Linked DNA regions of Homo sapiens: regions 1 and 3 are each linked to region 2. Evidence: chromatin loops called from intact Hi-C (ENCODE). Cell type or tissue: mammary epithelial cell. All regions are shown on one strand. Each heading gives the region's core, and the rest is flanking DNA. Links, peaks and the distances in the headings are about the cores only.

Region 1 (11,222 bases), core at 3,556-8,555, 250 kb before region 2:
GTTGTATTTGGAAAATGAGAAGGCTATTTTGGAGTACTAGGAATAGTTAAAGGGATCATCAGGAATGAAGGGGGGCCAGGTGTGGTGGCTCATGCCTGTAATCCCAGCACTTTGGGAGGCTGAGGCGGGTGGATCACTAGAGGTTAGGAGTTCAAGACCAGCCTGGCCAATATAGTGAAATCTCATCTCTACTAAAAATACAAAAATTAGCTGGGCCTGGTGGCACACGCCTGTAATCCCAGCTACTCAGGAGGCTGAGGCAGGAGAATCACTTGAACCCTGGAGGCAGAGGTTGCAGTGAGCCAAGATCACGCCATTGCACTCTAGCCTGGGCAACAGAGCGAGACTCTGTCTCAAAAAAAAGAAAAAAAAAGAATGAAGAGGAAGCAAAATAAGAAGGAAAAAAATGGGATAATGTGCAGGTTTGTTACATAGGTATATGTGTGCCATGATGTGTGCAAGTGCTGCACCTATTGACTCATCCTGTAAGTTCCCTCCCTTCACCCCCCCACCCCATAACAGGCCCTGGTGTGTGTTGTTCCCCTCTCTATGTCCATGTGTTCTCATTGTTCAGCTCCTACTTATGAGTGAGAACATGTGGTGTTTGGTTTTCTGTTCCTGTGTTAGTTTGCTGATGATGATGGCTTCCAGCTTCATCCATGTTCCTGCAAAGGACATGATCTCATTCCTTTTTATGGCTGCATTGTATTCCATGGTGTATATGTACCACATTTTCTCTATCCAGTCTATCATTGATGCGCATTTGGGTTGGTTCCAAATCTTTGCTATTGTAAATAGCGCTGCAATAAACATATTGTGTGCATGTGTCTTTATAGCAGAATAATTCATATTCCTTTGAGTATATACCCAGTAATGGGATTGCTGGGTCAAATGGCATTTCTGGTTATAGATCCTTGAGGAATTGCCACATTGTCTTCCAAAATGGTCGAACTAATTTACATTCCCACCAACAGTGTAAAAGTGTTCCTATTTCTCCACAGCCTCTCCAGCATCTATTGTTTCTTGACTTTTTAATAATTGCCATTCTGACCGGCATGAGATGGTATCTCATTGTGGTTTTGATTTGCATTTCTCTGATGATCAGGGATGTTGAGCTTTTTTTCATATATTTGTTGGCCATGTAAATGTCTTCTTTTAAGAAGTGTCTGTTCATATCGTTTGCCCACTTTTTGATGGGGTTGTTTGCTTTTTTCTTGTAAATATATTTAAGTTTCTTGTAAATTCTGGATATTAGACCTTTGTCACATGAGTAGATTGCAAAAATTTTCTCCCATTCTGTAGGTTGCCTGCTCACTCTGGTGATAGTTTCTTTTGTGAGCACCCTCATCTATTTTGCAATTTTACCAAAGGTAGGAATACCTCTACCAGGTATCTGGCTATGTCCTAATATACCAGATGGAGATTAACTGCCAATGAAACAACTTTGTTTTAAGTTAGGGATTCATGTCTCAGAGCCCACAGAGGAACAAGCCCTCTAGTTTTCAAATCCATGAGAATCTACCTTTTCCTCAGTATCAAGCTCAGTGGAAATCTTAAACTTCATGGAGTTAAACTTAAAATAACACTAAGATCAAAGTGTTTAGACATAAGCCAGCCAAAGAAAACCTCACCTATTCACCCACACTTAGATTCCCAGGTGCCATGTAAACAACTCTGTACTGCTGATACCCAACATAATACAAGAAAGGCTCAAATTTTCAGAGAAATAAATAATTATTCCACAGTTTGGGAAATGAACTTTGTTCGTGTCAAAACTGTTGTAGATTGTACACTTTTCTGTTTCTTGAAGACCTGAAAACACAGAGGGACTCAGGTATGAAATTGAGAGAGTAGATCACTGCGGAGTTTGTTGCAACTGTAGGTCTAGTTAAATGTTGGCTGGAAATGTGCACAAAATACCCCCCCAAAAAAAAAGATTTCTCAAAGGAATAGAGTGATGTGAAAGCTCACGGTCTATTCGTTGGAGAGTTTCCCTCAGATACAGAGCCCCTGATTGAAATTTCATTGCCCAGCAATTTCAGATTCTTCTATATTAAGCAGGCACCAAACCATTCCCACCAAGAGCTAAGATTCGTGAAATGTTCTAACAATTTTAAATTGCTCTCTTCCACTCATGAACTGACTTCCCAATCAACCTCCCATTCCAGAGCATATTAAGATGGCAGGAATTTTGTGAATATTAAATCACTGTGAATCATGCATGGTAATTTAAAACTATTACAGACTAATGTTTGATTGAGAAAAGTATTCTAATTGGAAAAATGATAGAAAAGTTAGTCTAGTTCAATGCTCCAGGACATATTGAAAGAAACTGTGGCTAAAAAGCATTACTCAATTACACAATAATTCTTGCCTCTGTGTCTACGTCCTTGTTGAGAGAGGAGAACCCACCCTTACCCCTCTTCATGGAGCATTAGGCAATCTGGAGAGGAAGTTACTGGGAGTGAACCCTGCTGAAAGAGAACATCCTGGAGGCAAGGATGGGCAACCCAGGTGGCTGAAGAATGGTAAGCAAAGGAAAGACTGAAAGGCAAGTGATAAAAAGACCAATCTTGGGAAGCATTTGTAACCACAGGAAGGGAGACAGAAGCAAGGACCTAACTAGGAATACACATAACTCAACAAAAGCCAGCAGGAATGAGAGCCAATCAATATGTCAAGTTGGAGATGGGTCAGAGGAAATGATTCAAAACTAAGCTCAGGAACCATACAAGTGCTACTTTCACATGGTCCATGTTGGGGGTAAGGAGGTGAGTTGGGTGGCTCACAGTACCAATGCAAGTTGGGTAATAACCCCCAGTGGCTTAGACCAAGGGATGCAACTCAGGATTGGCCCAGGATTGCACTCTCAAATTGTGTTTGTGTTCCTCTAATGTGTCAAAGTATATGCAAAATTCCAAGATAAACATGGCATGTAAAGTGTCAATTGTCCTAGGTGCATAACTTAAACGCTATTCTCATTTTAAAGCAATCCAGGATATACTATGCAGCAGAATCCAAAATTTGCACTAATTTCTAATAAAATAAGTGGCTTGGAAAACTGCGGTATTATCAGAAGACAGGTCTGTATTGGGCTCTGTCTTGAAGCTCCCTGGGGACACTAATTCTATTTTACCAAAAAGGGAACTTCACTCTAAGACTGGACAAATGTGTGAATACAGTTGGACCCACTGAGGTCACCTTTTCTCAAACAAACAAGACTCAAGTAAACAACGCCTAATCTCCCATGATCTATTTTCTGCCTTAGGCAGACGCACATGCCTCTTTTATTTGGATATGAATTGAAAACCAAAGTTTGGAAAGCAGATTCTGAAGCCCACAGAGCCTGGAGCTCATGATGCTCTCTGAGAGACTGTGTTTGCAAGCATGCCCCCTACACCCCATCAAGAGTCTCCAGCTTTAATGGTCTGTAGAAGTTGAATAGAATTGCCTAAGGGAAAATGCTATTCTTTTGCAACACAACACACAGCTCCTCATTCATTTGAGATTTACAATGTGTAATTATATAAAGATCTACAGCTAACACTGTGTGGAACTGCCAATTGTCACTTTGTGGATTTTGCTTAACCTGTGACGGTTATAGAGTTAAATCATTCTTGGCATAAAAAGGGTTAAATTCATGAAATAGTCACATGATGTTTACTAAGTTGTCTCTAGCAAATACTATGTAAGAAAATAACATGAAAATTATTTCCTCAGCTAGAAATTCAGATAAAAAGGGAGGTCTTCCACAAGAAGGAAGGGGAGGGGGGATTAACAAAGATGCTTCAGATTAATCCTTAAGAAAATGCCATCTCTTTCCAATCTCTAAGCTGATGGGGGTTGGGTGGAGACAAGAGACAGAAGGACAAACCAGAGCTGTGCCAGAAGAAAGCCAGTTTCTATTCTTGTTCTCCAAGTCAGTGAGAGCAGACACCTTAAAAGTCACACACCAAGAATCAAAACGTGACCACTTATATTTACCCAACCCAGGGACCCTAAGGAAGCTAAGTTCTATGTACCCAGTTTGGAGAAATATGAGATTTCCAAAGCTGCTCCCAGATTTCATGACCTGTTGAGGAGGCATATGAAGAGGAATTTTAGTTCAAACACTGCCTAGAGGAAATTATAGGCACTTTATAGTAACCCAAAAGGAGCATATGACCTAAGTCTGAGCAAAGGAAGTCTGAAGAACTATATCCTGTCTCAGAGATTCAAAGCTGCTAGAAGGAAACCTCAGAGTAGATCAGTTTCCCAGGCTCACTTTCCTGGTGAACCCATTTTCCTTAAGAGACTCGCCCTTGAAGAACTCAACAAGGAAAGTGCTGTGAGCTGTCCTCCACTGTGGTGCTGAAATATGAAGGCTGCTCACCAAGACACCAATATACCATTGAAGGAGATGGGAAACAATGAGGAGTAGCTGTTGTTAGAGTCCACATAGGTTTCCAAAAGGAGCTGTGATCACAGAGTGCCACCCCCACTCGCCTCTGAGCTGCTGTCGCTGAGAACAAGTGCCAAAAAATCAGCAGGCAGTCCCCTCGGCTGGGAGCTCCCACGGGCTGGATTGTCCCTGGAAGCAGTAGTTTCAGGCTAAGCAGAAAAGGAGAGGACATTTATTCCTGATGGATTTTTTCATCTCTCCCTGCCACAGCAATACAATGACATTATTGTAACATCCAAAAGGAAAATATCTTCTGATATGTTTATTGATGGGTCTTCTGATAAATTCACTAAAGGAAAAGGACAATTTTACATTAAATAATTCCACTGAGATTAGAGACCTCAAAACTTTGGGCAGGCTCTACTGTATCTTGAGTATATTAACTCAAGCTTCTGACTCCCTAGGGCCCAGAATGTGACACTGGAAAAGAACATTATACATAACAAGACGTGATCAATGGGCCATTGCTTTCCTAACTGCTCCAAACCTCATCTGTAAACAATGGGTAATAATATCCTCCTCATAGTAAGCTGTGGTGATTAAATTAAATTATTTTTAAGATATTGGACAAAAGTCCCTGTCATATTGGCTGGGCAATAGTAGATGCTTATTAATAGAGAACAGCATATGAAGAAACCAAGGGTCAGGGAAATGTGTAAATTGCCCTTCATATACATCTTTATTATAACATTTATTATGATATTTTTCAATTATAATGATCCAACTGTATGTCTCCTCTATGAAAACAAAATCATATTTATTCAAATTCCTTTGCCCTGCTCCTAACATTTTTTATTGCATGCTTAGTAAGTATGTTTTGAATTAAGTTTACTTGCATTTCCTACAATTAGACTTGAAGCATGATAAGAGGACAGCAGCCACACAATTATCTGGGCAGTCTCCAGTCTTCCTGCCTAATACTTAGAAATTTCAGTGAACTATAACAGCAGCTACCCCTCACCATCTCTCATTTCTTTAGACATCTCTTTGGCATTAGCAGACAGTCTGACACGTCTGGTCCACCGCACCCTCATATTGCATTACTACTGTCCACTTTCCATGCCTCAAGGCTAATCATAGAAAAATATTCCATTCTTTAGATGTGCTTTCTGTATTGCCCATAAGTCAAACAGCAGCAAAGGGAGGAAATAAAACAGAACAAGTGAGAAAGAAATGTATTTTTTTTCTGCTCTCACACTTGTGAGCACAGCTCCTGGACACTTCAGCTATAATTATTTTTTATTTCTGGACAAAACTAAAGTTTCACTGAAGGAACAATGTGATAACTTTCCTATAGATTTCCATATGTAGGATTTGAAGTTTTTTAATGTTTACTAATAAATTAGTAAAAAAAAAAAATCTATACTCCAAAGAGTATATCTGCTCTCCAAAGAGATCAGATGATGTTTCCTAAATACATTTACTAGCTTTAGCAAAAACTTAAGTCCTGCTAAGTTCTGGAATTGCTCATTATTTCAGATGTCCATTTTACAGTTCTGTATATCGCCTCTAAAGTGACCATCTCTAGACACTTCTTTCTTTTAATTCTGTTACCTACGTATAATTCCAGATTGGTAGAGAGGCTTGTAGAGATGGTACTAAATGAATTACCCAGACCAGAATGAACCCTCTTGCTATGCTCATATTTATTATCATATACACTTGCAGCTTCTAAGCCCCACACTTAAAATTGTTAATATGTAGGAGGTGTACAGCAACACAGACCATACAAGAGCTGAGTCATTAGTATGCATAACTAGAATTGAGAATAAAAACATGCACTATTTGATCTTGGACCTAGACATAGCTTCATAGTAAAAGGTAGGTATTTTTGGATCTTTGATGCAGATAATCAAAGGGAGAAAAAAAAAATCCTATGGTGTTTGATCAGGTCTCAAAAGGAAATTAACCATGGCTGTTCCATTAAACAACTTGGGGGTTCCAAACTCATTTTACAGAAATATATAGCCTATATTTGATGCTAATTTCAGATGCTGCTGTAAGTATCTGTGCTGTTATGACTAAGCCATTGCAGAAAAGAAAGGTGAAAAAGAAATGAGTCCCTACCACGGTTAAAAACTGAAAAAACATTGAGAAAGAGCTCCACCTACTGGAATGTTTTTCTACAACTGAAGACCTATAAAGTTACCCTCAAACTTTTCTAAAATAAAACTTCAATAGGGTCATAGGTCAGATAACAGGTAACATCCTTTGAAGTTGCTTAACCCTCTGATTTCAGGTTGCACTGAGAGGCAGAGAATTTTTCAAGAAAATCAAAGGAAATTTTTGTAATTAATTGACTTATTTCATCTACTGGTTCATAGATTGTATTATGGCAACCAGATCAATATTATATAGAAAAAAGAGGGGATTTTTAAATTGTATTTCTATGTGGCCAAGTAGAGCTAATAGCAGTAGTGTCTAGCATTTGTATAAGTCTTTAGTTCATAAAGCATTTATATGTATATATATATATCATTTAATAATATCTAGCAACCACATAGTTTCCACAATTAATATTCAGCATATCACACCAGTATTACACACTTAAAGCATTCATCCTGATTAGTGAGTGCCTATTCAGTGCCAGCTGTTAAGATATTTTTAATATTGCCCTTGACTTTATTGCATCCTGATTCACGTAAAACTGAATAGAAAAGGGAATATTTGAGTAATTTTCAATCAATAGATAAATATTTTCTTTAATCTATCCTCCCAATACCAACCCCTCACACATGGCCCCTAAATCAATGTTTGCGCTGGGGAGGGGAGGAGGGATTCTGCCCTCCAGTTCTAACCATGCTTCCCCTCGGAAATATCCTTCACAGGATTTACACACACACACATTTACTTTCAAATGGAAATATCCTTCACAGGATTTACATACACACACACACATTTACTTTCCCTAACTCTGAGGAAATCTCAACTCTTTCATTCAATTGGCTGCTGAACACTATTGTGTGTCAGTTACATTCTAGAAATACAAAGAAGATGATAAGGAAGACAGTAAAACTGGAGCCCTGTCCCAGTACCACATGCAAAGCCTGACGTGGACTCTAAGACCCATTACCTAAATGCAAAAGTCAAAGCTGCAAAGCTAGTAGAAGAAACTGTAGAATGTCTATGTGACCTAAGGATGAGAAATACTTCTTAAACAAAATACAAAAGCGCAAACCAAAAGGCAAAACATTGACTAATGAGTTTTCATCAAAGCTAAGCTTTTCAGTTCCACAAACGATATTACGGACAAAATTAACAGAGCACTGACAGAGTAGGAGAAGATATTTATAATGCTTTACCCATTTTATTTTTTTTTTAAGTGAAAGCAAGTTTATTAAGAAAGTGAAGGAATAAAAGAATGGCTACTCCATAGGCTGCTGGTTGCCCATTTTTATGGTTATTTCTTGATTAGATGCCAAATAAGGGGTAGATTATTCATAAGTTTTCCAGGAAAGGGGTGGGCAATTCCCAGAGCTAAGGATTTCTCCCCCTTTTTAGACCATATAGGGTAACTTCCTGATGTTACCATGGCATTTGTAAACTGTCATGGCGCTGGTGGGAGTGTAGCAGTCAGGACCACCAAAGGTCACTCTCATTGTCGTCTTGGTTTTGGAGGGTTTTAGCCCGGTTATTTGCTGCAAACTGTTTTATCAGCAAGGTCTTCATGACCTGTATCTCGTGCTGACCGCCTATCTCATCCTGTGACTTAGAACATCCAGCCTCCTGGTAATGCAGCCCAGTAGGTCTCAGCCTTATTTTACCCAGCCCCTATTTAAGATGGAGGCACTCTGGTTCAAATGCCTTCGACATTTCTCCCCTCCCTTTTATAAGAGAACCCTTAATCCTAAGTGTTGTAGGAAGATGAAGATCCATCTTCCGTAACTTCTTCAGGCTGAATAGGGGCGATGATATTCCTGCCTCAGTATGAGGGTTTCTTGTATTCGGGGCAGAGAGGGCTTAGTTATACAGCATCAGTATGCACTTTACCCATTTTAGAGTAATATCTACAATGTCTAAGAAATTCCTAAATCCAAAATAAAAAGACAGCAATCTCAAAGGAAAAATAGGTAAAGGATGACAAAATGCAATTTACAGTGAAGGAAACCCCAGAGGACTAACATGCTTATGAACAGACACTCAGATCCACAGTTATCAGTGAAATGAAAATTGAAACAACAATGAAATGTAACTTTACAATTAGACTGCCAAAATTTAGAAATCCGGAAAATGCTAAGGGTTGGCTGCAGTATGGGACTATAAAACCCAAAGGATAAAAAAGATAAATAAGACCATTACCGCAATAATGACTAATAATACCACAGAAATTAGAAGCATCTTTAAAAAAAAATTACAGTTTTGAGCACCTAGTCTGAGCCAGTCCCTGTCCTAATAGTCACCTGAACATGCATTATCTTCTTTATTCATGATAGTGACAGTTATTACGGTCCCCATTGTATAACCAGTATAAGAAAACTAAAGCATATAACAATTAAGGGCTCAATCACACAGCTACAAACCACTGGATGAACATTTAAACCAATGTCTTCTGACTTAGAGACCAAGGTTCTTTCAATACCACAGAGTCCTCTTGAGTTTTTCCCTACACCCAGCTGCCACCCCTAGAAACACTCTAGTAGGCCAAGGAAACAGAATTTGCTTTTAAAATTAAGTTAGTACAATTGTTTCTGAAGTACCTGCATAAGTTAACAGTAAAATCAACTCTTTTGTGTGAAAAAAAATTAATAATCTTTTCTGATTATGCAAAAATAGGACTCTACTCTGGGATACAGATTAAGGAATTTTGTGCTTTTCACTGGCAACCTCAAAAGAATGAGAGGGTGTGAAGTGCCCAGAATTTAAAGACAGCAGGAGAGGAAATTGGCATGGGGAAGAGAAGGGGTCCAGGACGATGGCAGAGTCCAAGCAAGGATTTGCAACAAAGAGTGGCTGTAGTGGGGAGTGATAGTGACATATTTACAAAGGAATATTGGAAACCAATATGAGGTGGTTTCCCATTCTATTCTGAGCTTGCCCTCCAGGATCCCCCAGTCTGTCATACATCACAGCCAGCCTCAGTAACCTTGCTCACCCTCTACACTCTCCCTCCAGATTTCCCACAAGGCCACAGTAGCATCAGGCAGGGCATGTGAGGCAATGGGGACACACATGTATTCAGTTGATTGTCTACACTGACCACAGCTGAGCCTGGAAGGATTGTTTTACCCTTTTTATACACAAAATCAATATTCTTTCCCTCATGATTGCATTTGTGTTGTGTGCTGCTCAAACCTCTCTGAAATTCTTTCCCTGACAGTACCTATGGATGGAGCTAGCTAAACTGTGGGATGCTGCTCCTCTAATTACTATTTCCTTTACTTACTTGGGGCTTTTCTTATAATGATTTCATTACCATAGAGGAAAGAGGAAGACCACGCAGCCAAGCCAACCCAAAGAAATGAGTGCTTCATTCAGTCTCACTAGATGCCCTGGTCCATTTGGTCCATTTGGCCCATTTGGCCTGGAGTAAGGGGAAAATCAGGGAAGCCCTCCTGGAGGAGGTGATGCCTAAACCCAATCTTGAAGGTTAACTAGTACTCAGCAGACGAAGAAAGGGGAGCAGAACATCCAGACAGAGGAAAGGAACAGAGGTACAGAAGGAGGAATGACAAGTGCATGTGTGAGGTAAAGGGAGTGTGGAGGGACTGAGCATGAAGAACAAGGCAGGGTTTGGTGGAATAAAGGACTGAAGAGAGCACTGAGCAGTGTGCACTATATTCTTAGATTGACGGGATGCAACTGAGGGGTGTCAAACTAAAGAATGGCAGGATCCGATTTGTGCTTTACCTAGCCTGACAAAATGATCACCTATTGAAAAGCCTAACAAAGAATTTCTCCTAATTTTTTAATCAATTGACACAAAATATTTATAAAGGTTTTTTAAAATAGAACATACTTAATCATTCCTTTCTCAAGTTATTAAGGATATCCCAGAAAAACTATGATGCAGACATCATATTAATTTCTGGAATATGACAACAGAAAGATAATTCTTATTCCAAAAGGCATAAATCTAATTTTTAAAGGACATGGGAGTAAAATTTCACATCAAGAAGATAAGGTCATGTGCAGAAACCCAGGAAGCCAGCACATGATATTGAAGATAGGTTACCAGGTTGCAGAAGGAAGTCCAGCTAGGCAGGCTAAGGAATGGCACCCAGGAGACCCAATAAGGAGTGGCAGGTCTCCAGAGGGTGTGGCTTCCACTGCCATGGAAACAACATAATGAATGAGCAGAGACATTAGCATCTCAAAAGGCTCTTTTTCCCTATAGTCTACATTTATAGGGATAAATATAAGGTCAAGGAACCCAGCTGCACAAACTATATCCTACACCTTACCTACACCTAAAAGAATCCCCTCAAAGTGGTTTTTATCCATGTTCCTCACATGGCATTACCAACCTTTTCTTCCTATCCTCCCATAAATCCTGGTATATAACCTTCTCTCAGTTGCATATGCTCAGTTGGGTATGTGGCTATTTCCACGGACATGCATGTGTGCACACAGGCATGCACACACATACATACACACACACACACACACACACACACACACACACACACACTCTCTCTCTCTCTCTCCAGCAACAATGTACCTGTCAAGCATGTTGCCATCACTTCCAAGTTTCCAAGTTCCTGTCGTACACTTGGCTCCCAACCCCGGTTATCATCAGAATCAATCAGGAGCCTCATGCTGGTCAATTTTTTAATGGTTAACC
Region 2 (11,222 bases), core at 3,216-8,215:
CAAAGTTCTCATTCCCTTTCTTCCTGCTGATCCTAATAGGCCCATTAGGGCCCACCCCTCTGCAAAGCTCTTCTTGCCACATCAGCCTACAATGAGGTCTTCCTCATTAGAGCTCTCATAGGCCTTGTCTTAACCACTCATTTACTTGTCGTGTTCTTCTTAGTGCTGTTCATTACCTTTCTACACGTGATGCCATTTAGACTGAGCAAGCTTTATTTGCTGATTTTGTGACTTGTTATAAGTACTTTACCAAAAAGTACTTTACCTTTATATAGGCCCAGTCACGTGGATGCTGAATTTTGAAACAATATAAGGATACGCCAATGATTAACACTGAACGGATCAGTGTCAGCCACATTTAGAGTCCAGCAGTGGGCCAGGATTTCCTTGCAGCTCCCTTTGTGTTTTCTAGAGATGGTCCAACTGATAAGAGGATACAGTTCCAACACTGCTTTGTCAGTAAAATCATCAGAAATGGAAATAATAAAAGAGATATAGACTTGTGTTCTGGAGTGGTAGTGAGAAGATTCTACAGTTAAAAGGTAATCAGATAAAAGTCATTAGCTTCTAATTAAGATCATCTGGCTGGAAATTGCAAAATGTACACCTGGAAGTCTTGATCTTTAAAACAGATAAAACCTGGGGCAAGGTTAGTAAAGTTGAAAAGGAGGGCCAGCAATAGACAGCAAGAAGGGGCAGTCAGGAGAAAGAGATGTCCCACCACATCATAGGTGCCAGGGCAGGGCTTCCCAGGACCCAGGAATAGATTTCAGCAGCCCCTACAAACTGAGGACGCCCTCTGGAAAGACCACATACTCCTTCGCCTCTCCTCCTGGCCCTATCCAAAGAGACTAAATCAGGGCTATTCCCAAGGCCAATATTAAAGGGGGCCTAGGATGATTGCAAGGATCCCTACCCAAAGAAATCTCTCCCCACCAACTTGCTGATTCTTAAAAAGCCTTTTTTCCTGCAATTAGAGACTGAGGTTTAAAAGGTAAATGCAGTTCACATATTGACTAAACAATCAACAAATGCAGACCGTGCCAAACCACCCTTTCTGGGTTTTATTTGGGTATGAGGGAATCAAAAACACCAGTGAAGGATGAGACTCCAAAGTGAGTCAACCAACTGTTAACTTCAAAGCCAAAGAGAATTTGTGTTCCAGGATAGCTTTCTCCAGCTGTGCTGGTATGCACAAAGGCAGCTCTGCTACTTAGGACACTTTGTGACTCTAGTAAGGTATAGACTTGAACTGCAAGCAACTCTAAACCCTCCAAGAAGTGAAACATCTTAAGGCTAGACAAGGTAGAAAAAGGTGAGCACTAGCAAACCACATGGGCCTGCCCTGGAACTGTGCCACAGTCAAAGTACAGTGGTTAGTAGTCAGAATAATTTTTGAAGAGATTTTCTCCACACATGTCAATTAGCATTGAAGGGAGTTGATATGGACTGAACTGTGCTCCCCCTCCACCATCCACATATTAAAGCCTTAACCCCCCATGTGACTGTATTTGGAGATAGGGCTTTTAAGGAGGTAATTAAGATTAAATAAGGTTGTAAGGAAGGAGGCTTAATTCAATAGAACTTGTGTCCTTATTTAAAAAAAAAAAAAAGGGCCAGAAACAGTGGCTCACACCTGTAATCCCAGTACTTTGGGAGGCCGAGGCAGGCAGATCACGAGGTCAGGAGATAAAGACCATCCTGGCTAACATGGTGAAACCCCATCTCTACTTAAAATACAAAAAATTAGCCAGGCGTGGTGGCAGGCGCCTGTAGTCCCAGCTACTCGGGAGGCTGAGGCAGGAGAATGGCCCGGGAAGCGGAGCTTGCAGTGAGCTGACATCGTGCCACTGCACTCCAGCCTGGGCGACAGAGTAAGACTCCGTCTCAAAAAAGAAAGAAAGAGAAGATCAGGCATGGTGGCTCATGCCTGTAATCCCAGCACTCTGGGAGGCTAAGGCAGGCAGATCACCTGAGGTCAGGAGTTCGAGAACAGGCTGGCCAACATGGTGAAAGCTATCTCTATTAAAAATACAAAACTTAGGCGTGGTGGCACATGCCTGTAGTCCCAGCTACTCAGGAGGCTGAGGCATGAGAATAGCTTGAGCCCGGGAGGCAGAGGTTGCAGTGAACCAAGATCACACCACTGCACTCTAGCCTAGGTGACAGAGCAAGACTCTGTCTCAAAAAAAAAAAAAAGTAAAGGAAGAGACACTGGAAATACATGTACACAAAGGCACTATGAGGACACAACGAGAAGGCAGCCATCTGCAAGCCAGGAAGAGAACTCTCACCAGAAACCAACTCGACCAGCACATTGATATTAGACTGGTAGCCTCCAGAACTATAAGAAAATAAACTTCTATTGTTTAAGCTACTCTGTCTGTAGTATTCTGTTATGGCAGCCTGAGCAGAAAAATACGGGGGTCTAATTTATAACTGTCCAACACACACACACACACACACAGAGAGAGAAAGAGAGAGAGAGAGAGAGAGAGGAAAACTTACCAGCAGAGAAGGCAATAGGAAACTAGGGCTGGCCCCTGCAGAATTCTTTCAATGGGCTCCAGGATAGGGGATGCAATGTCCGTGAATACTCCCTGATATGGTTTGGCTGTGTCCCCACCCAAATCTCATCTTGAATTCCCACGTGTTGTGGGAGGGACCCAGTGAAAGGCAACTGAATCATGGAGGCAGGTCTTTCCCAAGCTATTCTTGTGATAGTAAGTCTCACAAAATCTGATGGTTATTATAAGGGGGAGTTTTCCTGCACAAGCTCTCTTTTGGCCTGCTGCCATCCATGTAAGGCATGACTTGCTGCTCCTTGACTTCCACAATGATTGTGAAGCTTCCCCAGCCATGTGGAACTATAAGTCCAATAAACCTCTTTCTTTTGTAAATTGCCCAGTCTCAAGTATGTCTTTATCAGCAGTGTGAAAACAGACTAATACACTCTCACATTAGTAATTTTTACACCATCCCAACATAGTTATTATAATAGAAGTTTTTTCATAGGGTATTAGTACGTACAGGTCAACAAACACTTATGAGGCACCTACTGTGCCAAGCAGTAAGACAGGGAGTACAAAGATGATGATATCTGCCTTCAAAGACCTTATAGCAGGCTCACCAAGATCCTGGACTGAGCCACGCTCTGCCCACTCCTCCAGGCAGTTCATACTGTGCACCTGAATCATAAGTATTCCCTAATCCTACAGACCCCCAGCTCTCTGAATGGTTTGCTAGTGGACATCTTTTTCTACCTTGTCTTGCCTTAAGAGGTTTTACTTCTTGGAGAGTTTAGAATTGCTTGCATTTCAAAAAGAACCCAAGGTTCTTCATTTGCAGTTTTTCTTGTTTTTGGAAAGCAGAATGGTGGCTGGGAAGAGCTCTGGACATGGAGTTGGGTCTGGATGAGTTCCAGGCTCCCACTTCAAGCTGATGACCCGTCTGACCTAGTCTCAACCATAGGTAAATGAAGACAATAATACTTACCTGATAAAATGTTGTGAGGATTTAAAGAAATGTGTATACTTAAGTGCAAAGTTACATAAACAAAATGCAGTAGTAGCAATAACTATCACGTACAGACTATTCTCTACACACCAGGAACTGTGGTTCTTAGAGATAGAGAAAAAAAAAAGAAGTGTTTTTCCTTTTCTCATAGACTCAACAAAACATTCTGACACCAGGTGTTTGGGGATTTCTTCCCACACATCAAGCAATCAGTGTTCCAGCAGACACCAAATAAATGCCCTTTAATTCAATTCAACTCTGATGCTATCAACCTGGAGATAGCATCAGGCCCCACAGGTTAAGGGCTCCTCTCACAAGACTGCCTCCCACTTCAGATGCCAATTGCAGGCCCCAGGTTGTGACCTGTGCTTCTGCCCAAAAGGCTGTAAATCAGGGTTCCCATGACTTCCTCCCAGGGTTCGATTAATTTGCTACAGCAGCTCACAGAACTCAAAGAAACACCTTACTTACATTTACCCACTTATTATAAAGGATATTCAAAGGATACAGATGGACTGCTGGATGGAAGAGATGAATTGGTCAAGGTGCAGGGGAGGGGCGTAGAGCTTTCATGCCCTTTTGGGCGAGCCAGGCTTCAGGCATCTGCACATGTTCAGCTATCCAGAAGCTCCCCAAGCTGAGTCATTCTGGGTTTTTATGAAGGCTTCATTGCATAGGCACGATTCATTGAATCATTGACCAGTGAAGATCAACCTAACCTTCAGCTTCTTTCCCCTATCTAAAAGTTGAGGGGTGAGGTTGAAAGCCCCAAGGCTCTAATCACATGGTTGGTATCCCTGGCAACCAGCACCCCCACTCCTAAGGCTGAGAGCCCGGGCCACCAGTCATGTCATTAGCATACAAAAAGACACTTACCACTTAAGGGATTTCAAGGGATTTAGGAGCTGTGTGCCGGGATCAAATGGCAGAGACTAAATATATATTTCTTATTATATTACAACATAATGGTGGTCAATCTTCACAATAACCATGACAAGTCTATGACATGGTACTATTATGATCCTCATTTTTACTAATAAAAAAAGCAGTGATTTAAGAAGTTACACAACCTGGCCAAGGTCACAGGACTGAGAATCTGAAGCTTGGTAGTTCAAACTCCTGATCTCTAGGTACCTATTAACTTATTATATTTTCCCCCTGGTTGCATAACCTTTTCATCAATTATCTTAGGTACTTTCAAGTCATTTGGATTTATTCCTGATCATCATAATGTAAAGTATTGATACATACTTTACAGATGAGAGCCGCAAAGAAAAGAAAGAAATATAATAGGTAGAAACTTAAGTAACAGGCTAATCATTAGAAAGGTTTAAGAGAGACTACTCATTCAGGCTGCTGCCAAGTCCACGCCTCTAAATGCACTCCATTACTCTTTTAAAGAACGCTAATGCATGAAGTTGGTTATTATTATCAAATCTCTGACATAAGGGAAATTTTTCTGATTTTTTAACCTTAAAAATTGTTCCTTTTAAATCATCATATTAGACTACCTTTTTTTACCATTCAGACAGGTAAGCAGGAATGTCTTCTTTTTTTTAATTGAAGAAAAGCTTAGTTTTTCCCTGCAACTGCATATAAAGCCTTTTAACTGTGTGATTACTCTGCCATCTAGCTTCCTAAGCCTATATAGCTGTTCATGAGATACTCCTGGGGTATATTAGGGATAAGCACTGCTTTGGTTTAAAATGCCTTGGTTTAGATTACTTAAATGTTCAATGATCACACACACACACACACACACACACGACAATAACAGTAATCATCATGTCTCCTCCTTGTATGAAATGTCAATCTACAACGTTGTAAGAAACCCCTGAGCCAGCTGAAATTTCTTCTTGTTAAATAAAGGTCAACTGAACAGTGTTCTTTCTTTTCAAGTATCTGGAATGCAGATTTTGGACTTAAACTGTGTAAAGTTAACGTGAAAGGCCAACAGATAAATCACTGAGCATTCATCCATCTGTCGTTTGACTAAATCTTATCAATTTAGATGAAAAGAGAAAGCTTTTTCTAGTCGTCTGTGTATGTCATGGGACATACCCTTAAGTTACCCAGAATAGTGTTTATTATAGAAATATTACTGTTCCAGGGTTAAGTGCAGTGGCCCATGCCCGTAATCCTAGCACTTTGGGGGGCTGAGGCGGCAGATCACTTGAGGCCAAAAGTTCAAGACCAGCCTGCTGAGCAAGGTAAACCCATCTCTACTAAAAATTATTATTGTTCCTAGACAATAGTAACATATCCCTTAGGAAATGAAGAAAAATCTCTATTTTTGGCCTGAACCTGGGTTTGAGACCATATGAAATCACAGTCCTTAGAGCCGGCCATGGTGGTGCACATCTGTAGTCCAAGCTACTCAGGAGGCTAAGATGGGAGGATCATTTGAGTCCAAGAGTTTGAGCCCAGCCTGGGCAACATAGTGAGATCCCTCCAACTAAATTTTTAAAAAAACAAACGCTGTCCTTGATTAGAGTCATCAATATCTGGAAATAAATGTCCTCATCTCCCTCAGGGTAGGGGACTCTGTTGCCAGCAGAGTGTGAACACATGAGTGGCAAATAGAGACAAGGTTATTCTCATACCACATGGGACCTGAATCTTTTCCTATGAAATTGCTCCTTTGTGATTAAAGGATTTGTACTCGGTTGCCCTGGAGGTCTTGGTGTTCTACTGTGTTTTTCCAGAGTGGCCCCACTACACAACACACACACATACACACACACACACACACACACACATTTCTTTCTGTTAAGACACCTAATTCTAAGATGTTTTCAGTTTAAAATGAGTAGGAAAAAGGTATGCTTCCTATGCCATCAGCAGTTTTCAGTGAGCAATTGTAATGCAAGAAACAATTATAAAGTGATCAGATATACAATGTGATTTGTCAGAAAAAAATGTGAAAGACCTAGAAATGGACAGGCTGGGCGCAGTGGCTCACGCCTGTAATCCCAGCACTTTGGGAGGCCGAGGCAGGTGGATCACGAGGTCAGCAGATCGAGACCATCCTGGCTAACACGGTGAAACCCCGTCTGTACTAAAAATACAAAAAATTAGACAGGCGCAGTGGCGGGTGCCTGTAGTCCCAGCTACTCAGGAGGCTGAGGCAGGAGAATGGTATGAACCTGGGAGGCAGAGCTTGCAGTGAGCCGAGATTGCGCCACTGCACTCCAGCCTGGGCGACGAGCGAGACTCTGTCTCAAAAAAAAAAAAAAAAAAGAAATGGACCAAAAAGTCTACAGCCATACCATCCTGAACACACCAATCTCATCTGATCTCAGAAGATAAGCAGGGTCAGGCGTCGTTAATACTCAGATGGGAAGAATGAACCAAAAAGATAGCTGAGCATTTTCTGTAAACAAAAAATGAAATCCTAAGCCCCTGCACCAACTGAACAGACTCCGTCTGAGTCAAGGGAGCCACAGAGAAACCTGAAAACCTGACCTCCCAGCCATGACCAGAAAGGAGGTTAGATATGCCTCATTACACCCTCCTCCCTTTTGGAGTTTAGGCACAACTGACAAGCATTAACATTAAAACAGTGATCATAAGACTGACAAAACAGACTCTTTGTGGCAATAAGATACCAAATTCCAACCTGACTCTGGTATAGCATCACATGACAGAGAGCAGACCCTGAAGAAAATGAAAATATGTTACCCCCAAATATATTTATTTGACATATTTTGAAATGGCCCTGAAAAGCTGTCTTTCATAGGGGAAATTTGCATCTTAGAGAATCTTTATTAATATAGTCAGGCCTTTCCTGGATATAGAAGAGATTAACTAAGAGTCTGACACCTTTCATGATTCAAAAAGAGACATTTACTGTCTATTCTCTCTGAAGGCTGTTACCTGGAGGCTTCATCTACATAGCAGGAACCTTGGTCTCTTCTGCTGAGTCATGAAAAGAAAATAAAAAGAACCTAGTCCCCTAAACCCCCTTTATCTTAACTAAAGCATTTCTTTCTATAGTCTTTAGACAAAGCTTAATTCTTCAACCAATTGCCAATTAGAAAATCTTTGAATCCAACTATGATCTGTAAGTTCCTCCTCTTCAAGATATCTCACCTCTGTGTGCTGAACCAATGTACACACTGCATGTATTGATTTATAATTTCAGCTATAATTTCTTTCTCCTTCAAATGTATAAAACCAACCTGTAACCCAACCATTCTGGGCAAACTTTCTCAGAACCTCTTAAGGCTGTTCCTGGGCCATGGTCACTCATATTGGCTCACAATAAACCTCTTTAAATATTTTCCAGAGTTTGGTTTTTTTAAATCAACATTTCAATGGGAAAAAAAATGTATTGTTTCTAGTACTCTCTCCTGGCTTATCTGATTCTATTGATACAGGAGCTAGAAAAAAATTATTTAGGCAGATAGTGAGGGTAAGAGAGTCCTCAGCAAGATTTGCCTTTTAATAAAAATCAGCCCCAAAATCATTTCTTTTCTAACAAACAGCAGCCTGAAAAATCAAGCTGCAGACAGGTAAGCAAGCTGGAAGCTGCATAGGTAAATGCCGGCAGCTGTGCAAATAGAAAAGGGATACCTGGAAGCCAGGTATGTTCAACACGGAGGCTCCATCTTCCCTTTTCTTTGTCACTATGTATGCAGTAAAGAAGCAGGCAACATGGTGCTGGCCAGGTAGAGAACCTATCTGCATAATAAAGGATTAGGGTGGTGAAAGATTAGGGCACAATGTAAATGGCACACCTGGTCCAACCAATCCTTTGCACCCTATGTAAATTAGACACCATCTCTTCAAACTCATCTATAAAACCAACCACCTCTTACTACAAACCAGGACATCCACTCAGAACCGCCTCCCTCTGCATGAGGGAGCTTTTCTCTTTTGCCTATTAAACTTCCACTCTTAAACTCACTCTTTGTGTGTCTGCATCCTTGATTTCCTTGGCATGAGGTACTTCAGGTATTACCCCAGATGGATGATGCTGCTTCACTATTAGGTTTTATTATCTCTGGCCTACTCATAACTCTGTAAATAACTGATAGCAAAGCAAAAATTCTTGTCTACAGACATGCAAGTAGATTCTGACTGCTTGGAGGAAACACTGATTTCCCTCCACCTGTAGTGTTAAAGAAAAAATTACAGGCTGGGTGCAGTGGCTCACGCCTGTAACCCCAGCACTTTGGGAGGCCGAGGGGGCCAGATCACGAGGTCAGGAGATCGAGACCATCCCGGCTAACACGGTTAAACCCCGTCTCTACTAAAAATACAAAAAATTAGCCCAGCATGGTGGCGGGCGCCTGTAGTCCCAGCTACTTGGGAGGCTGAGGCAGGAGAATGGCATGAACCCAGGAGGCGGAGCTTGCAGTGAGCCAAGATCGTGCCACTGCACTTCAGCCTGGGTGACAGAGGGAGACTCTGTCTCAGAAAAAAAAAAAAAGAAAGAAAAAATTATGGCCAGACACAGTGGCTCATGCCTGTAATCCCAACACTTTGGGAGGCTGAGGCGGGCAGATCCCCTGAGGTCAGGGGCTCAAGACCAGCCTGGTCAACTTGGCAAACCCCTTGTCTACTAAAAAAACAAAAATTAGCTAAGTGTGATAGTGGGTGCCTGTAATCCCTGCTACTCAGGGGGCTGAGGCAGAAGAATCACTTGAACTCGGGAGGCAAAGTTTGCAGTGAGTCGAGATCGTGCCACTGCACTCCAGCCTGGGTAACAGAGCAAGACTCCATCTCAACAGAAAAAAAAAAAAAAAAAAAGAAAGAAAGAAAAAATTATTCAATGATACTTGTTAAAGCATGGTAAGGCACACTTTATTCAGAACCATTGAGATAAGTATAGGGACCACTAAAACAGGATTTTGTAATGAGGGAGAGAGATTGTGCCCAACTCCAAATACAGCATGGGCAAGTGAAAATTTACAGCCAAGAACCAGGGTGGAGGTCAGTGGATGGAAAATTACTAGGAGGAAACATCAAGGGTAAAGGAGATTCTGCATAAACCCACCTAACAGGAGTCTTGCTGAAGACAGGCCAGGGTGATCAGACATCACCTGGGGGATGATGGAGGATCAAAGGTCAAAGATGATCAGACATTGAGAGTAGGGGGTTTTCGTTAAAATGTCTTACCAGAGTTCTTGCTAAAATTGGATTTTACAGGTGCATAAATAGGCCTAGGAGAAGTTTCAAGAACCTGACTAAAGTTTGGTCAAATAAAGAATCTTTGTCAGTAGGAAAAACCAGTTTTACATTCATTTGTAAATTTATTTCACCGCCTATTTTTGTTTCTACTCTTTCAAGTTCCTCTTTGAAATAGCTGTCAAATCTTTCCGGTTCCCTCATCAATTAATGAGTTATGCCTGTAAGAAAGTCACGAATTTACCTTTTTTTTTTTTTTTTTTGAGACGGAGTCTCGCTCTGTCACCCAGGCTGGAGAGCAGTAGTGCAGTAGTGCTATCTCGGCTCACTGCAAGCTCTGCCTCCCAGGTTCACGCCACTCTCCTGCCTCAGCCTCCCGAGTAGCTGGGACTACAGGCACCCACCACCACACCTGGCCAATTTTTTTGTATTTTTAGTAGAGATGGGGTTTCACTGTGTTAGCCAGGATGGTCTCAATCTCCTGACCTCGTGATCTGCCAGCCTCAGCCTCCCAAAGTGCTGGGGTTACAGGTGTGAGCCACCACACCCAGCCCCATTTTTTTTTAAATTATCCTCTAAGAGACCTTATTTTCTTACCAGCCAGCTTAGGAGAGGAGTGGAAATCAGGTAGCAAGAGAACAAAGGGCTAGATATTCCACTGGGTTTCTCTAAAGTCCCCAGACTCAGTTTAAGAGAAGGGACAGCCAAGTGCAGTGGCTCACACCTGTAATTTCAATACAATGGGAGGCCGAGGCGGGGGGATCTCTTGGCCCAGGAGTTTGAGACCAGCCCTGGCAACATCTCTACAAAATGCTGTCTCTATAAAAAATTTAAATAATTAATTAATTAATTAATCAAATGTAGTGATGCACACCTATAGTTCCAGCTACTTGAGAGGCTGAGGTAGGAGGATCACATGAGTCTGGGAGGTTGAGGTTGCAGTGAGCCATGATCTTGCCACTGCACTCCAGCCTGGACCACAGAGTGAGACCCTGTCTTAATAAACAAACAGGCCAGGCACAGTGGTTCATGCCTGTAATCCCAGCACTTTGGGAGGGTGAGGCGGGCAGATCACCTGAGGTCAGGAGTTTGAGACCAGCCTGGCCAATATGGAGAAATCTCGTCTCCACCATAAAAATACAAAAACTAGCCAGGCGTGGTGGTGCATGCCTGTAATCCCAGCTACTCAGGGCCCGGAGGCAGGAGAATCCCTTGAACTTGGGAGGCAGAGGTAGCAGTGAGCCAAGATCACAACGCCGCACTCCGGCCTGGGAGACAGAGTGAGATTCCATCTCAAAATAAAATAAAATAAACAAACAAACAAATAAATAAATAAAAGAGGGGGCGACACGGCAATCCAGCCAGGCTTTCAGCCTCAGGTCTGAGCCTCATAGCCTGAGTGTCATTGAAGGGGTCACATCTAGGCTCAGGGATCCCTTTGATTTCCCAGTTTTCTAATTAAACCAGCTTGGATGAATCATGGCTTTTCCCAGAAGAGTCAGGAACCTCAAATATCACATTGTAGACAATGTACTAAGCACAATGATTACTTCCCTTTACCTTAAATAAGAATA
Region 3 (11,222 bases), core at 3,062-8,061, 54 kb before region 2:
TGCTGATGGTCTGAGGAATGGATAAACACCGATTGGCAAACTTGTTCTGCAAAAGTCCAGATAAATAAATATTTTGGCCTTTTGGGGTGATGAGGTCTCCATTGCAACTACTCAATTCTGCTTTTGTAACATGAATGCAGCCATAACACTATGTAAATGAGTGAGTATGGCTGTGTTCACATAAAATTTTTTTATAAAATAGGAAGGGGGCTGATTTGTCCCATAGACCAGATTTGCAGCCCCTTGGAAAATGATGTGTATGACACTGAAATCATAGTGCTTGGCAAGGAAAGGGAGAGTCACAAAATATCATCCCCCAAAAGCTTTCAACTGGCTAATGAGCTAGAGCAGGTCTGGAGAGCTCTGTGATGCCAGGCATTAACCCTTCGAATACTGAATTCTGGGGAGGTGGGAGCTTCCAGTGAAGGGGCTGGTGGGGCTGCCTGGAGCTTCAGGGCCGCAGCTAACTCCAACCAGTAGAAAAAGTTCACCAATATTTTAACAACTGATCAAGCCATGCTAGTGGGTGCCAGTGAATAACAGCCTGTCTACAGCCTGGATTCCTGAATTAAGGTACCATCCCAAGGAAGAGATTAAGAAAAAAATTAAAGTCTTTCATAGATGGGAGATTTTTTTTCTACCCTCCTCCCAAAAACAAAAAAATAATTAATTCATTTACAAGCAAAAAAGATTAAAAAGCCATGAGAAGACAATACAATTATTCAGCGCAATGGTCATTTTAAAGAAGGAAGAGAGTGGGCACAGTGAAATGCTTGTAATTGGGTCTAACTAGTTGGCTATATTGCTCAATAATTGGGCTGGCATTAAGGGCAGGGAGAAAACAATGGCTTGTGACCCTCTGGAGGGTGTTGATACCACAGAAATAGTGTTCTGAGGAAAACTTCAACAGAGCAATAAATTGTCATTGGAGTATGCTGCCCCCCAACCCAGGTGCTCAAGACTCTCCCCACCTACTACCACTCCCCCAACACACACAGACACAAGTGCACGCGCATACACCACTAACCTGCAACTTTCTCTCTCCCTAAGCCCTCAGCTAGCTACCATTAGAAAGTTATTAGCCAAACTAATTCAAGCTAAAGTGTCCATGAGTAACAAGAGCTGCATATCTTTTACTTATCCAAGATTTAAGAGTTTTGTGAAGGGGGCCCTGGAGTAAACAATTCTGTTACCCAAATGAAAGATCCCATAATGGGGAGGAAGACAAACATTTTTAGATATTTAGTCAGGGAGCCCTCCTCTTCTGGAAACAGGCTATATTGACGGCTACCAATTCTTTCCTTGAAAAAAACAGACCCTAACTACAGCACATGATGACAGAAAGTTTGCATTTTTTTTTAATTGAAGGTCTTATCTTGATGCCCAGATTTTCAGATCATCAGGAACGTTAGAACACACTGTACCCTGCATGCACTTCCCCATTCACTTCTCACTTTTTAAAAGGGACTGTATGTTCAGGTAACACAGGGCTTGCCATGTGATTACACTATGAACACGAAGGCTTGCTAACAACTGGATCATGCAGTTTGTGGAGGATACAAAGGGAAACTGGCCCTTGGCCTATGGGGGCTGCCCCCAGGGATCTTTGGCCCTGTCAGTCCCTCTCCTGCCTCTGGTGCAGGGAGAATGTATCTTTGGAAGTTAGGCTGCCCTTTGAGGAGTTCTGTTTGGGCCAATGGGCAGCCAGGCCATTTCCTTTGAAACAGTGGCCTTAAAAAAGGGGGGAGGGGGGAGCGGGGGGGGGTGCCAGGGCCAAGGCCAGAGCACATGACCTCTAAGTCACAGAAGCAAGATTTAGGTAGGACCTGTGATGTGCAGTTCCCAGATCCCCAGACCCGAAGCTCTATCCTGTGCAACCCAAGCTTACTCTTTAAACATACAAATTGCAACTCTTACAAATGTTTGGCCTTCAGCTAACCACATTTAATCAGAAGAAGGCATTCTGAGCCCCTGGCTCTATGCACTTCAACAGCCTTAACCGTAGAGGCACCCAGAGAGGATGTGATTCTATTTCCCAGTAAAGGCAATAAAAGCCTCAAAGTTTGGGCTAATAAAATCTTCACTAAAAACTCTCTCTGACCTTACCTAAAGCACTGTGGAGTGGTTTTAAAGCCTTGTGCAAAGCCTTTTCACAGAACTGTTTCATTTAGCTAAAGGGATGGAGGTGGGGAGAGAGGTGCTTTTCCATTTCCAACCATGGAACAGCAGTAAGGAAGCTTCTATCAGCAACAGGAATTTGATGACTGGCTTCTCCAGCAAAGCACTAAAAATGGGGTCAAGACTGAGCCCCTTGATAAAGTATGGTAATCACCACCATAAGCAAGATATCTTTTTCTAATTAAACTCTCCCTTCCCTCCCAGGAGAAGTCTTGGCCAGCCAAGAGCCCCAGGACCAAATGAGCCTCAGAACTGCAAGAGATAGAATCACAAAAGAAAAATAACCTGGTGAATGGGAGTTTGGGCTCATTGGAAGAAATCGCGTGTGAAATGACTCAAGTCGGAAGGCCTGAGATGAAGCTGCAGAGTCTGATGTGACCCAAGCACTCACACTCAAAGGCATCTCTGGAGTCCCCATGGCTGCCTTGCACAGCTGAGTCCCTGCCTCAGCTCTGTCACAGCATCTAAATTATGAGGCAGTGTACACAAACCGTTCAAAAGCACAAATAAACTGTTATTGCTGGAATTCAAGGCAGGGACCAAAAGAGATATGAGGTTTATGGGGAACATGGACAAGCAAGGGAATCCAGAGGCCTGTGCTGCAGACAGTGCATTTGCCCAGCCAAACCGTGGCCAAGCATCCCTGGGGTGGAGCCAAGCGGAACTGTGGGACAGCTGTGATTTGTCTTTGATGCCCATCTATCTCTCTGTCAGCATTTACTGCACCCACTTCATGTACTAGGCCCTCAGGGTCCTTATCCAGTTTCCTTTCTGAGCCTGCCTTCTTCCTAAGCAAGAACCGAAGCCCAGAAGATTCTCCCCTTCTCTGTCAAAACTTACCTCCTGAGCTGTGTTTCTCCCAGGACCTTGTTCTCTGACAGCAAGTTTTTCAGATCAATTAACCTCTCGTAACAGGTGATAATGAAGATAACTTTCTCAAGTTAAAGATTTGCATATTAACAAACTCAATGCCTTGACCAAAAACTGTGGCTTGGCCGGGGGCAGTGGCTCACGCCTGTAATCCCAGCACTTTGGGAGGCTGAGGCAGGCAGATCACTTGAGGACAGGAGTTCGAGACCAGCCTGGCCAACTTGACGAGGCCCCCATCTCTACCAAAATACAAAAATTAGCTGGGTGTTGGTGACACACGCCTGTAATGCCAGCTACTCATGAGGCTAAGGCATGAGAATCACTTGAGCCCAGGAGGTGGAGGTTGCAGTGAGCCAAGATCTCACTCCAACTTGGGGGACAGAGCAAGACTCCATCTCAATAAATAATAAATAAATAAAAATAAAAAACTGTGGCTCAACTGCTCAAAATATTGCAAGGACCCACTTAAACTAAGAGGAGAGAAAACTGCCACAGTTGCCTACTATAACCAAAACCCATAGGTTAGGCATGAAGCTGGGTCACACTTTTGTCACCTGAACATTACTGAGTCCCATCTCCTCTTGATAACTAAAGAACAGCAAAACTTCATGGAATCTTGAAATTAAAGCTTCATAAGCTAGGTGGGGGTGGGGGTGGGGGTAGAGGCAGTTCAGAAGTGATGACCAGGAAAGCTATGAAGCTATCCTATTTGCTGTAATCCAACTCCTGTCTTCCAAGTTACATTTCTACTTGGAGAGCATGGAAACTCTCCCCAGACTCAAATCTAGCTCAGGACTGGGGGAGATGGCCGGCAGGGCAAGGCATACATGGCCACTTCAAGCCTCCCAAGCCAGAAAGGAGTAGGAATTTGGCCAATGGGTTTCAGTGCTGTTTACATAATCTGAAACTCTTCTTTATAATATATGCACATCTATATATTTTTCTTTTTTTCTTTTGGTTCTGGAAAAATGAGTGTCCTATGTCTTTTGGTGGTTAAATTGATGAGGAAATGAAATTTCTTTGTAATACTTAGAAGTTAGAGTATAAAGTTAAAAAGAAAAAATCAGAAGACTCATCTTTGATTCAATAAGATCTCACCTGGCACAGTGGTTGTATAAAGTACACTGAGGCATGTTTGCCAGCTAAGAGAAAGAAGCCAGAGAGAGGGGGAGGGAGGGAGGGATGCATGGACGGACGGTTGGATGGATGATTAAATAACAATGAAGGTAAAAATAGACTCCACATCCTCAGTGGACTACATAAGATGTGAAGAAAGGATGAGAAGACAGAATAGAATATGTCCTCCTGCCAGCAAGGCAAATGTTTTTCTGGTTTATTTGTTTTGGTTTTTGTTTTTTGAGACAGGGTTTCACTCTGTTGCCCAGGCTGGAATGCAACGGCACCACGACAGGTCACTGCTGCCTCAACCTCCTGGGCTCAAGTCGTCCTCCCACCTCAGCCTTCTGAGTTGCTGGGACTACAGGCATGCACCACTGCACCCAACTAAATTTTTTTTTTATTTTCTGTAAGGACAAAGTTTTGTCGTGTTTCCCAGGATGGTCTCAAACTCCTTAGCTCAAGTGACCCACCTACCACAGCCTCCCAAAGTGCTGGGATTACAGCCATGAGCTACCATGACTGGCCTGCAAATTCATTTTGAATATCAAAATTCAAGGATCCCGCAAAGTCTTTCTCACCCTGAATGAAATCCTACCACAGCAACATTGCTAAAAAAAAAAACTAAGAACTAGTTTGATTACCTTAGTATGGTTTCCTTATTCTCCTTTCACATCTTTAGACTACATAACAATTTTTCCATGACCATTAGTAAAAATCAAACAGTTTATTCCTTTTGACAGCAGAAGACAAAGGCTGAGGCACATGTAAGAAGTAGCAGAGAATGAGAGGGAAGAGTAGCCATGGGCGATGGATCAGTGGGAAAGAGAAGGAAAGTAGAAATAAACACCTCTCTCATCTGCCTAAGGACTTGAGGTCCCTAAGACACACCACAACTCCATAGGCGAGCTGATCAGGACCCAGGTCTCCTAAACCTACGCAGCAATTTGCAATACACAACGCTAAATTATGCTGAAGTGTGTGTGGGTGAAAAGAAAATTTCCCTGACTGCATTCCTACGTGTTCTCTCTCCCACTGTTTCTGTACCCACTCTATCCAAAGAGCATCAGTAGAATGTGGAAGCACAAAGTGGAAATGAGAAAAATTACTTTAAAGACTTATCGATAAGTACTGAGCTTAAAATGTTCGAAACAGAATTGAGTGCTACCCACTTCCACCAAAGTTCTTGATAATTTCTTATGTTCTAGGTCTACCCTACAAAATATGGTGCCCCATTAAGTCCCGTATTCATAGGGGTTCCAAGATTGCTACTTGTAATGTCTGTTTTAGAGTATCTGAATAAATAATTTCTTCTCCATTTCTCACGCTTAGCAGGTTGAACATCTTACTACTAAATGAGAGAATCAGCTCAGTGACCAAACTTTACCAGCAGAACCCAGACTTATTTTCAGTAGGGAAGCCTGAGTTTGCCTTACTAGAGTGTCACCTAGTGTCTATATATGGAACTGCACACAATTTTTTGTTAACGAGTTAAGAACGCATGTCATTGTGTGGCGCGGAAGAGCCTTCCTTTATGAAGTGCTAAAGTACATATGTAGACATTTTTCCAAATCCAATTATAGTTCCATTGATTTATATTAGTATTTTAAATATGCATTCACATTGAAATGATCTGAGACGTTATAAAGTTGGCACTTCAAAATTCAGCAAGCCTTTTTAAATTACATATTTAATAGAAAAATTATTTCTAGAAAAATACTGACAGAATTATCCATGGTTAACATACTGTGCTTTAACTATTAGAGACCATGGTGGTTGCTAAACAACAGTCTTAATTTTCTAGAGAAATATTTGTGAATTTTTCCCAAAAGTATTTCATATAGAGCTCATATGGATAATGACAGATGCTTGTTGTACAGTTACTATGTTCTAGACACTGTGCTAAACACATTACATAATTCCTGTTTAATTCTCACTTAATATTTATAAAATGCTTAGAGCAGAGCATGGCATATAGTAAATGGTGTTAAATAAATAAAATAGCCTAGATTATCCTGAGATGTTTTTATCCTCATTTTACTTATAATAAACATGAGTTTAGAGAATTTAAGTAAGCTTACCATGGTTATACACTTGCAAGTGGCATACCTAGGGTTTGGCCAAGGTTTACCAGACTCCGCAGGCTGCGCACCATGCGCTATTGCCACTCTCGTACACCTCTTCTCTATATATGGTCTCTGTATTCGTTTGCTAGGGCTGCCATCACGAAGTACCAGAGACTGGGTAGCTTAACCAACAGTTTTTTGGGTACTGTTTTGTTTTGTTTTGAGACGGAGTTTCGCTCTGTCACCCAGGCTGGAGTGCAATGGTGCAATCTTGGCTCACTGCAACCTCTGCTTCCCGGGCTCAAGCGATTCTCCTGCCTCAGCTTCCTGAATAGCTGGGATTACAGGTACTCACCACCACATCTGGGTAAATTTTGTATTTTTTTTTTTTTTAAGTAGAGACAGGGTTTCACCACATTGGCCAGGCTGGTCTCGAACTCCTGACCTCAGGTGATCCACCCACCTCGGCCTCCCAAGGTGCTGGGATTACAGACCTAAGCCACCACGCCCAGCCTAAACCAACAGAAATTTATTTTCCCATGATTTTGGAGGCTAGCAGTTTAGATCAAGTTGTCTGCAGGATTGACTTCTTCTGAAGCCTCATATGCCTTGGCTTGTAGATGGCTGTCTTCTTCACACAGTCTTCCCTCTGTATGTGTCTGTGTCCCAATCTCTTCTTATAAGGATACCAGTTATATTGGATTAGGGCCCATGCATATGACCTCATGTTATTTTAACTACTGCTTTAAATGCCCTTTCTCCAAATACAGTCACATTCTGAGGTACTGAGGGTTAGGACTTCAACATATGAATTTGAGGGGAGCAGAGTTCAGCCCATAACAGTCCCTATGTTAGCTTATTTACTTATTAGACTCTTTCCAGACATCTCTAAGAAGGTATGCCTGCTATATACACCAGGCACTGATTCAGACACTGAGAATACAAAGATGCATCTTCATAGACAACAACCATATGTAGCAGGAAAAAGTTTGCAAACACAATTATCACAGCTCAATGTGGGGAAGGTACAAAAATAAAAGTAAGTACACAGCCAGGCGCAGTGGCTCACACCTGTAATCCCAGCACTTTGGGAGGCCAAGGCAGGCAGATCACCTGAGGTCGGGAGTTTGAGACCAGCCTGACCAACAAGGAGAAACCCTGTCTCTACTAAAAACACAAAATTAGCCAGGCATGGTAGCACATGTCTGTAATCCCAGCTACTCCGGAGGCTGAGACAGGATAATTGCTTGAACCTGGTAGGTGGAGGTTGCAGTGAGCTAAGATTGCGCCATTGTATTCCAGCCTGGGCAACAAGAGCGAAACTCTGTCTCAAAAGGAAAAAAAAAAAAGTACATAATTCGGAGCTGGTTGAAAAGAGAAAAAGGTTTATTCTGGAAAAAGGAGGCAAGACTTCAGCAGAGATGGCCTCTAAGGTAGATTTTGAAAACAAATCATTTAAGTAGACAAGGAAAAGAAGGACCTTTGAAATGAAGACACGGGGCATGAAATAACACCCACACCAAGGATATGCCAAGTCATTCATCCAGTCCACAGGAATATACATTTCAATGCAGAAGAGACTAGAATGAAATGACACTGGAGAGATAGCGAGGGACCCTATTGCGAGGAGGAGCTATTTAAGAGTAGTGTGTCTGACTCAGTGAACGGGGTGTTGAGGGAGAAGGCGTGATTTGTAACATTTGCTGATTTCTGTAATATAAGCCCTCCTACCAAGGCTGATTTTAAGCTGTCAATGCGAAGTCACTGACCTCTGGAGTTGAGAAGAGATGTACAATAGCACACCATTATATAGTAATTCCACCATACAGAGTCGACAATACAGTAAATAACCTTGGGCAGTTCAGGCTGCTACAACAAAGCATCATAGACTGGGAGGATTATAAACAGCAGAAATTTATTTCTCACAGTTCCAGAGGCTGGAAATCCGAGATCAGGGTGACAGCAGGGTCGGGTTCTGGTGAGGGCCTCTTCCAGGTTGCAGACTGCCAAGTTCTCCTTGTATCCTTACGTGCTGGAAAGAGAGCTAGCTAGCACTCTAGCTTCTTCTTATAAAGGCACTAATGTCATTCATAAGGTCTCCATCCTCATGACCTAATTAGCTCTCGAAGACCCATTACACATGGGGAATTCAATTTCAACATGAATTTCAGTGGGCACACAAATAATAAGGTTCATATAAGCCTTATGAATATGGATAACAGAAAAATGTAATAGAATAATTAGAAAGTGATGAGTTTTAAGTATTTATGACCTTTTGTTCTAAATATAATTTATTTGACTAGAAGTTTCTATAATTTACTTTTTAATGAAGGCTGTGTTTAACAATTGGCTCACGATTCCGGCAATCATCATGGCAGATAGAAGGCAGGACTAGATTGCAGCTCCAACTCAAATGGACGGAGCAGCATGCAGACGCTTGCATTGTGAATTTTAGCTCCAGAACAACTGCAAGAACAAACCAGGAATCCCAAGAGGACCCACAGACCCTCTGAAATAAGGGGACTGCTCCTGCAGGACCTGGGAGACACCCCAAATACTGTGAGTGCACAAACTGTGGAAGTGGGAAAGGAAGACCCTCCTTTCCGAAACACACACTTCCACTGGGGAGAATGAAGGTCTAGTTTGCGAGAGAAGTTTCCAACCTTACCTGGGGCTGAGTCCATTTAGACAGTCGAGAGAAATACAGGGGTACAGGAAGCAGCGGGAAATGCCCTGGGAGTTCACTGGGTCCCCAAGCAGGACATTCCTGCCTGGCACCACAGGGATCCTTTGGGAGGGCGGCCAGAGGAGTCGGGGGAGAACGCCACAGGTAGAAGGAAGTCTGCGGCTGAACTTTCTAATAGTTGGAACCGGGCATATGCAACCACCTGCAAACAGCATGCAGTTTCTATAGCATTTTCACTTAACACCCTCCCCCTAACAACCTCCACCTGGCAACCTTCCTTTAACCCAAACCTCAGGGCCTCAATCCCCTTTATGGCCTGTGTTCCACGGGACAGGACAGAGGTGGGGGTCGGGGGTACTCAGATGTTAATCATAGAAACGGAAGGAATCTCCAAATTGGCCACTCCCAGATTCCCTAGCTCAGGAGCACACATTCAGGTGCATCTGCCATACAAGGTTATGCTAAGGGTGTGATTAAATTATTGCTATCAGGTGCGTTTACCCTACACCATTTCATACAGCCTAGAAGGGTGATTTGCAGCCTCCGTGGTACTTAGCAGGAGACAGAAAACAATGAAGGCAAAGACATCTGAATAACTAGACCCAATGAAAAACAAATGCTCCAATTAAAATGCCCTCCCCAGACCCAGTGCTTAGCGTTCTCAGATGGGTATGTGGCTAAGAATCACAAAGCCAGAGCTTACATGATTTTTCTTGATAGAGTAGTCATTCAGATTTCACGTGCTAAGAATTAAAAAACAACAACAAAAATGCTGTAATGATCAACAGTGGCCCGAGTTAGGAATAGAAAGGGGAAGGAAGACGGTAAATGTATAAAGGGCAACACCACAAGGAATCCTTGTGATGACAGACATGTTCGGTTTCTTGACCTCTGGTGGATACACAAACCTACACACGTGCTAAAATTGTATGGGAACAGAATGAGATAGTAGTGATCATTGCACAACATTGTGAATATACTAAGACCACAAAATCACACACTTTAAACTGGTTAAAGTAGTGAAAGAATGCTTGGAACTAAATACACATACAGACAGAAACAAGTAAAAGCAAAGATGGGAAAATCTGAATGAAACCAGCTAGATTGTGTCAATGTCAATATCCTAGTTGTGTTATTGTTTTGCAAAATGATACCTTTGACAGAAACCAGACAAAGTGCACACTGGGATCTATCTTATTTCTTGCATGTGAATCTAAAATTATTTTAATACAAATTTCAATTTTTCTAATGTAGTTTTTCAACAAGACTAGTTATGTTGTATAATTGTCTAGTAGTACCTGAAGATACAGAGAAAAGAGATGTCTTTGTCTTATTAATCAGAAATGCTTTCTAAATGTGAAGTTTTTCCTCTCAGATTCAAAGACTTCTTGCTATCCCAAGTGGTCAGCATTCTTTGTTAACTGTGTATCTATATAGCTAGGAGGTTTCTGAGAAACCTTCCTGAGAAGGTGGAACTTACATTTCTTTCTTTTCAATCCACATTTCTGCCTGAGATTCATTTATTTTAGAGATAAAGAAATAAAAATAACTGGGCACGGTAGCTCACGCCTGTAATCCCAGCACTTTGGGAGGCCAAGGCAGGCCGATCACCTGAGGTCAGGAGTTCGACACCAGCCTGGTCAACATGGTGAAACCCGTCTCTACTAAAAAATAGAAAAAATTAGCCAGGCGTGGTGGCACACACCTGCAATCCCAGCTACTCAGGAGGCTGAGGCAGGAGAATCACTTGAACCTAGGAGGTGGAGGTTGCAGTGAGCCAAGGTCAATCAGTTTTGCTATGGGGCAAAATAGCTCCTCTCATTCAAATTCTTCAATCAATTTTACTAAATTCAAATAGAAACACTGTGAGGGGTGTGGTAGCTCACGCCTGTAATCCCAGCACTCTGAGAGGCTGAGATGGGCGGATCGCTTTAGGACAGGAGTTCAAGACCAGCCTGGGCAACATGGCCAAACACTGTTTCTACTAAAAATACAAAAATTAGCCAGGTGCGGTGGCATGTGCCTGTATTCCCAGATACTCAAGAGGCTGAGGCAGGAGAATCGCTTGAACCCGGGAGGCGGAGGTTGCAGTGAGCCAAGATCACACCACTGAACTGCACTCCAGCCTGGGTGAGAGCAACTCTGTCTCAAAAAAAAAAAAAAAAACTGCAAATATGAACACTGCTCGTATGTACAAATTTGCAGTTATGGTGATGAACCATCATAGCTATACCTGGATAGTCTTAACCCTAAGAGACAATTGTTTCTTCTCTGCTCCATCTTCTCCCTCCATGTATCCCTCTCCC

The links. Hi-C counts contacts between places; a loop is a spot of excess contacts. Peaks named below come from ENCODE experiments on the same cell type or tissue, not always from the same donor. Only the 100,000 strongest peaks of a DNase experiment are listed, where the experiment ranks them.
Region 1: a loop joins it to region 2, with 20 times the contacts of the local background. A loop is called at or near these places in 2 of 110 quality-filtered maps.
Region 3: it touches region 2 in a loop (8-fold over the local background); 5 of 110 quality-filtered maps call a loop at or near these places.

What each region holds. Positions count from the first base shown.
Region 1 is chr14:49,299,797-49,311,018 of GRCh38, forward strand. No RefSeq gene overlaps it. Among named protein-coding and RNA genes, the nearest start is that of RPS29, 280 kb to the right of the region's middle. In mammary epithelial cell, for the core only: a CTCF peak has its summit at 6,533 (motif pointing left); no DNase peak of the experiment used is centred there.
Region 2 is chr14:49,545,862-49,557,083 of GRCh38, forward strand. It overlaps LOC107984701 (a long non-coding RNA gene), which reads right to left and starts at 4,790. Exons shown (of 3, transcript XR_007064154.1): 1 at 3,988-4,790. It also overlaps the pseudogene RNA5SP384. RefSeq lists an enhancer at 7,948-8,533. In mammary epithelial cell, for the core only: a CTCF peak has its summit at 5,146; a DNase peak (open chromatin) is centred at 4,170.
Region 3 is chr14:49,492,327-49,503,548 of GRCh38, forward strand. No RefSeq gene overlaps it. Among named protein-coding and RNA genes, the nearest start is that of RPS29, 88 kb to the right of the region's middle. In mammary epithelial cell, for the core only: a CTCF peak has its summit at 5,616 (motif pointing left); a DNase peak (open chromatin) is centred at 5,605.